Linked DNA regions of Homo sapiens: region 1 is linked to region 2. Evidence: read pairs that join two places in POLR2A ChIA-PET (ENCODE). Cell type or tissue: endothelial cell of umbilical vein. All regions are shown on one strand. Each heading gives the region's core, and the rest is flanking DNA. Links, peaks and the distances in the headings are about the cores only.

Region 1 (2,910 bases), core at 165-2,664, 180 kb after region 2:
CCAGCCCATACAGCACCTTTGTCTGAGCTAGAAAATGGTGCTCCTTCTTCTGGGAAGACTCAGTAGGCATCAGGGCACAGCTTAGCTTGAGGAGCATGAGCCTAGCTTGAGTTCCACCCACCCTGGTCTGGCTGCCCTTGTGCAGTGCACAGTCTGCACAGCTGCTTGGGGCAGCCTTCGGGATCTGCCTTTGTCCAGTGTATTCTGGGAGCCTAGCCAGGCTTGTGGGGCCCTGGAGCATCCGTGGGATGAGTGCCCATGTTCTTCCTCCCTGCAGACCCCCCTCGACAACCAACATTCACCACCAGGCTGGACCTTGATGCCGCTGGGGCCGGGGCTGGACGGCGAGGCCTCCTTTTGTGCCGTGTGGACAGCGACCCCCCCGCCAGGCTGCAGCTGCTCCACAAGGACCGTGTTGTGGCCACTTCCCTGCCATCAGGGGGTGGCTGCAGCACCTGTGGGGGCTGTTCCCCACGCATGAAGGTCACCAAAGCCCCCAACTTGCTGCGTGTGGAGATTCACAACCCTTTGCTGGAAGAGGAGGGCTTGTACCTCTGTGAGGCCAGCAATGCCCTGGGCAACGCCTCCACCTCAGCCACCTTCAATGGCCAGGGTGAGTCAGGCAGGGAATGGGTGGCCTGGGGGCAGGGGCTGGAGCTCTGGACTGTTCTGCTCCGAGGAGGATCTAATCAGGCAAAACCACTCTGTGCAGCAGTGGGGGCCCTTCGCTGCCCTCCTCCACATTCAGGAAGAGCGGAGCTGCTCCTTCCCATGATCTCTGTTCAGGCCGGGGATAGGCAACACAGCTGGTCTCTGAGGAAGGACTCCCCAGCTGGGACAGTTGGGCTGCCTTGTCCTCCTTCCCTGTACTGCAACCCTCTCTGCCCAGGGCCCCCACAGTCCCCAGGGCCCACTTCTCCTAGGCTGCCCTGTGAGCTAGCTTGCTTTTCTCCCCAACCCTGTGGGCACCCCAGGGGGCCTCCTTCCTGCTCCTTCCAGGCTGGGCGGCTGGACCCCTGGCTCCTGGGGGCCGGGGGTGGTCAGTAAGCTGTGCCGCCTGCTCTCCAGCCACTGTCCTGGCCATTGCACCATCACACACACTTCAGGAGGGCACAGAAGCCAACTTGACTTGCAACGTGAGCCGGGAAGCTGCTGGCAGCCCTGCTAACTTCTCCTGGTTCCGAAATGGGGTGCTGTGGGCCCAGGGTCCCCTGGAGACCGTGACACTGCTGCCCGTGGCCAGAACTGATGCTGCCCTTTACGCCTGCCGCATCCTGACTGAGGCTGGTGCCCAGCTCTCCACTCCCGTGCTCCTGAGTGTACTCTGTGGGTGACTGGCATGGGCAGCCTGGGGACTTGGAGGGTGGAGGGGTGGTCTGGGGAGAAGCAGGGGCCGGGCTGGGGTTTGGGGAGGAAAGAGCATGGCTTAGGCTGTGTGTGTGGCAGGAGGTGGGGGACATAGTGTGGCAGTTGTAATGTGGTGAGCTAGGCTGGGTGGCCTCAGCTCCCTCTGTTCCTGCAGATCCCCCGGACCGTCCAAAGCTGTCAGCCCTCCTAGACATGGGCCAGGGCCACATGGCTCTGTTCATCTGCACTGTGGACAGCCGCCCCCTGGCCTTGCTGGCCTTGTTCCATGGGGAGCACCTCCTGGCCACCAGCCTGGGTCCCCAGGTCCCATCCCATGGTCGGTTCCAGGCTAAAGCTGAGGCCAACTCCCTGAAGTTAGAGGTCCGAGAACTGGGCCTTGGGGACTCTGGCAGCTACCGCTGTGAGGCCACAAATGTTCTTGGATCATCCAACACCTCACTCTTCTTCCAGGTCCGAGGTGAGTGTCAGTCTTCTGAAGATATGGTAGACTCTGATGCCCTGGGGACTACTCTGGTCAGACTTTGGGCTGGGTGCTGTGAATTTTGTGCAGAAATATGTCTTTTTCAGTCCTGGTAAGGGCAGTTTCCAGCCAGCAGAAGGCCTCCCTTTGCCTCCAGCTAGATATTTTCACCTGTAATAACTGCAGCAGCCACTAGGAGGCAATGGCAATTCACAGAGTGGCTTGCTTGGTGGGAGCACTTTCTGAAATAACTTGTTTTGTGATCATATAATTTTGTTACATAGTAAACATTCTCATACATATGTATATTTATATTATGCATATATGTTTATGTATGAGTATATACACATACAAATATACATTATGTGTATTCTTATGCATAATATATTCATATTCTTTATTTATATACACATACGTGTGTGTGTGTGTGTGTGTGTGTGTTTGTGTGTGTGTATATATATAGTCTCTATAAAAATCCTCCCTCAGGCCGGGCACCATGGCTCATGCCTGTAATCCCAGCACTTTGGGAGGCTGAGGCGGGCGGATCACTTGAGGTCAGGAGTTCAAGACCAGCCTGGCCAACACTCTACTAAAAATACAAAAATTAGCTAGGTGTGGTGGTGGGCATTTGTAATCCCAGTTACTCGGGAGGCTAAGGCAGGCGAATCGTTTGAACCTGGGAGATGGAGGTTGCAGTGAGCCAAAATTGTACTTCACTCTAGCCTGGATGACAGAGTGAGACTCTGTCTTAAAAAAAAAAAAATTCTCCCTAAACAAATAAACCAGGAAAAAGGAAAGATAATGCCCATAATGCGAAGGTCAAAGGAACATGAGTGTTTCTTCCACCACGGTGACCGACAGCACCAATTTTGGGACATTTACTTTGAGCCTTGGTTCTGTGTATCTTTTCTTACTTAGCATACCTATTTCGCAGGAAGAAATTGAAGGTTTGAGTTTTAGGAGCTTTTCCCCAGTTGCATGACCCTGCTAGCTGTGGTCTCAGGCATGGTCTGTGTTCTTGCTTAGCATTCCAGCTGTCCCTCCATCTCACTCCCTGCAACCTGGGGTTCTCCTGCTTCACA
Region 2 (2,910 bases), core at 251-2,750:
ACCTGCCTGGCCTCCCAAAGTGCTGGGATTATAGGTGTGAGCCACCGCACCCAGCCTAACTGGAATATTTCTATAAAGAATCTTCCCTCATCAACTCTTTGTTATCCTGAAGTACCTCAACCTCAGCCTCCAGAGGAGCTGGAACTACTCAAATAGAAAAGGCAGGATCAATTCTTTCCCTTTACTGACCAGTTTTCAGAATGAGTTGGTTTCCTGGGGCATCCTCTAGAGGTCAACAATGAATTCTTTTTAGTATTATCATGAACTGGTGGCTTTTTTTTTTTTTTTTTGAGACGGTCTCACTCTGTTGCCCAGGCTGGAGTGCAGTGGTGCGATCTCGGCTCACTGCAACCTCCGCCTTCTGGGTTCAAGCGATTCTCCTGCCTCAGCCTCCTGAGTAACTGGGACTACAGGCAAGTGCCACCACGCCCAGCTAATTTTTTCTATTTTAGCAGAGAGGAGGTTTCACCATGTTGCCCAGGGTGGTCTCGAACTCCTGAGCTCATAGAATCCACCCACTTTGGCTTCTCAAAGTGCTGGGATTACAGGCGTGCGCCACCATGCCTGGTGTTTTTTTTTTTTTTTTTTTTTTTTTTGAGACGGAGTCTCACACTGTTGCCGGGGCTGGTGTGCACTGGCGTGATCTCGGCTCGCCACAACCTCCACCTCCCGGGTTCAAGCGATTCTCCTTCCTCAGCCCCCTGAGTAGCTGGGACTACAGGCGCGTGCCACCACGTCTAGCTTATTTTTGTTTTGTTTTGTTTTGTTTTTTTGAGGCAGAGTCTCTGTCGCCCAGGCTGGAGTGCAGTGACGCTATGTCGGCTCACTGCAAGCTCCGCCTCCCAGGTTCACGCCATTCTCCTGCCTCAGCCTCCCGAGTAGCTGGGACTACAGGCTACCTGCCACTATGCCTGGCTAATTTTTTTTTTTTTTTTTTTTTTTTTTTTAGTAGAGTCGGGGTTTCACCGTGTTAGCCAGGATGGTCTCAATCTCCTGACCTGGTGATCCGCCCACCTCAGCCTCCTAAAGTGCTGGGATTACAGGCATGAGCCACCGCACCCGGACTGTATTTTTTTTTTTAGTAGAGACGGGGTTTCACTATGTTGGCCAGGCTGGTCTCAAACTCCTGACCTCGTGATCCACCTGCCTTGGCCTCCCAAAGCACTGGGATTACAGGCGTGAGCCACCGCGCCTGGCCAACTCATGGATTTTAAAAGCCTATTTGATGAGTTTCAGTCCACTGGAGTCAGGTCTTTTTTTTTTTTTTTTTGGAAGTGCTGTGATCGTGACTCACTGCAACCTCTGCCTCCCAGGTTCAAGCGATTCTCCTGCCTCAGCCTCCCGAGTAGCTGGGACTACAGGCGCGTACCACCATGGCCAGCTAATTTTTTTGTATTTTTAGTAGAGACGGGGTTTCCCCATGTTGGCCAGGATGGTGTCGATCTCCTGACATAATCCACCTGCCCCGGCCTCCCAAAGTGCTGGGATTACAGGCATGAGCCACCACCCAGCCCAAAGATTCTATATTATATATACAGTTTTCCACTTTTTTTTTCCTCTTAGCAAAACATCATGGAGTTCACTCCATAGCAGTATAGAGATACTCATTTCTATTCACAGCTGCATAGCACTCCAATGTAGATATACCTTGGTTTATTGCCAATGTTCTGTAGATGGACATTGTCTGAGTTATTTCCAGTCTTTTGCTATTTACACAGTGGGCTATAATGACTAGCCTTGGACATATATCTTTATTTTTGCCAATGTTATCTTTGGCTTAGACTACTAGAAATGGAATTGCTGGGTCAAAAAACACATGCATATGTCATTTTGTAGGACAGAATCAAATTCCCCTCCTGAAGAGGCAGCTGCTATAATGGTGCTTCCAGTGGTTCCTACTTCTGGGTAAATTGCCCCTTGACTGCAATTTACAGAAGTGATGGGAGTGGATGCAGAGGCTCCTGCCTGTAATCCTAGCACTTTGGGAGGCTGAGCCAGGAGGATCACTTGAGCCCAGCAGTCTGAGACTAACATAGGCAACACAGTGAGACCGCATCTCTACTAAAAATCATGAAAGTTAGCCAGGCATGGTAGCGTGTGCCTCTGGTCCCAGCAACTCAGGAGGCTGAGGTGGGAGGATTGCTTGAGCCCAGGAGTTTGAGGCTGCAGTGAGACATTCTACTCCACTCTACTCCAACCTGGGCGATAGAGCATGCCCTTGTCTTAAAAAAAAAAAAAAAAAAAAAAAACTGCTGGGATGTCACTTTCAAGATTAAGTACCAAAGGACTGTGACTTCTGTTTTGCTCTCATACATTCTCTGTCTGAGAGCTGGGAGCTTGTCTTTAAGTAGAAACCCACCCATCCCCAGGGAGAAGGCAGGAGGGAAAAGGAGGAGAGGTCACAGACAAGCCCCCTGACTCTGTTGATCTTCACTGCAGTAGCTTCTCATTACAAGCAGGCATCTGGCCATTGTAGACCATTATAACTGTAGTTCTAGAAGTAATAATAGCAGATTTATTGTACAGAAGTGTCCACGGGCTCACAATTCTAAGGACATCATCATGACAGCAAGTAGGAAAAAAAATTAAAGTAATTCTTTCACCAATTACCAGTTTATCTCTTCTCCAATTCCTTTGGATACGCCTCCTGCAAGAAGCCGATTTCCAGCTGTATGTGATAATGAAAGGGTTTTTCTTTCTTATGTTAAATACAAGCGAAGTGATTAACTGGAAGATAGCGTCTGATTGCGAGGAAATCAGTGATTCAGATGGTGTGGGAATGGCACCTGGGGATGGGGGAGGCAGGACGGAGATGGAGGAAGCTGGTGCAGCCTAGCCTGCCTTGTGCCAAGGACACCCAAGGGCAGAGGGACTGAGCTCTGGGGGAGGACAGATTTGACATAACTGGTC

The links. Peaks named below come from ENCODE experiments on the same cell type or tissue, not always from the same donor. Only the 100,000 strongest peaks of a DNase experiment are listed, where the experiment ranks them.
Region 1: POLR2A ChIA-PET joins it to region 2 with 7 read pairs; 6 of 35 experiments call an interaction of 5 or more read pairs at or near these places.

The regions. Positions count from the first base shown.
Region 1 is chr20:3,695,501-3,698,410 of GRCh38, reverse strand. It overlaps SIGLEC1 (sialic acid binding Ig like lectin 1), which reads left to right. Exons shown (of 22, transcript NM_023068.4): 9 at 278-613; 10 at 1,069-1,326; 11 at 1,523-1,825. Among named protein-coding and RNA genes, the nearest start is that of ADAM33, 15 kb to the right of the region's middle. RefSeq lists an enhancer at 54-553. In endothelial cell of umbilical vein, for the core only: a CTCF peak has its summit at 2,027 (motif pointing right); no DNase peak of the experiment used is centred there.
Region 2 is chr20:3,875,701-3,878,610 of GRCh38, reverse strand. It overlaps MAVS (mitochondrial antiviral signaling protein), which reads right to left. Exons shown (of 7, transcript NM_020746.5): 7 at 2,493-2,910. Among named protein-coding and RNA genes, the nearest start is that of PANK2-AS1, 12 kb to the left of the region's middle. In endothelial cell of umbilical vein, for the core only: no CTCF peak of the experiment used is centred there; a DNase peak (open chromatin) is centred at 1,740.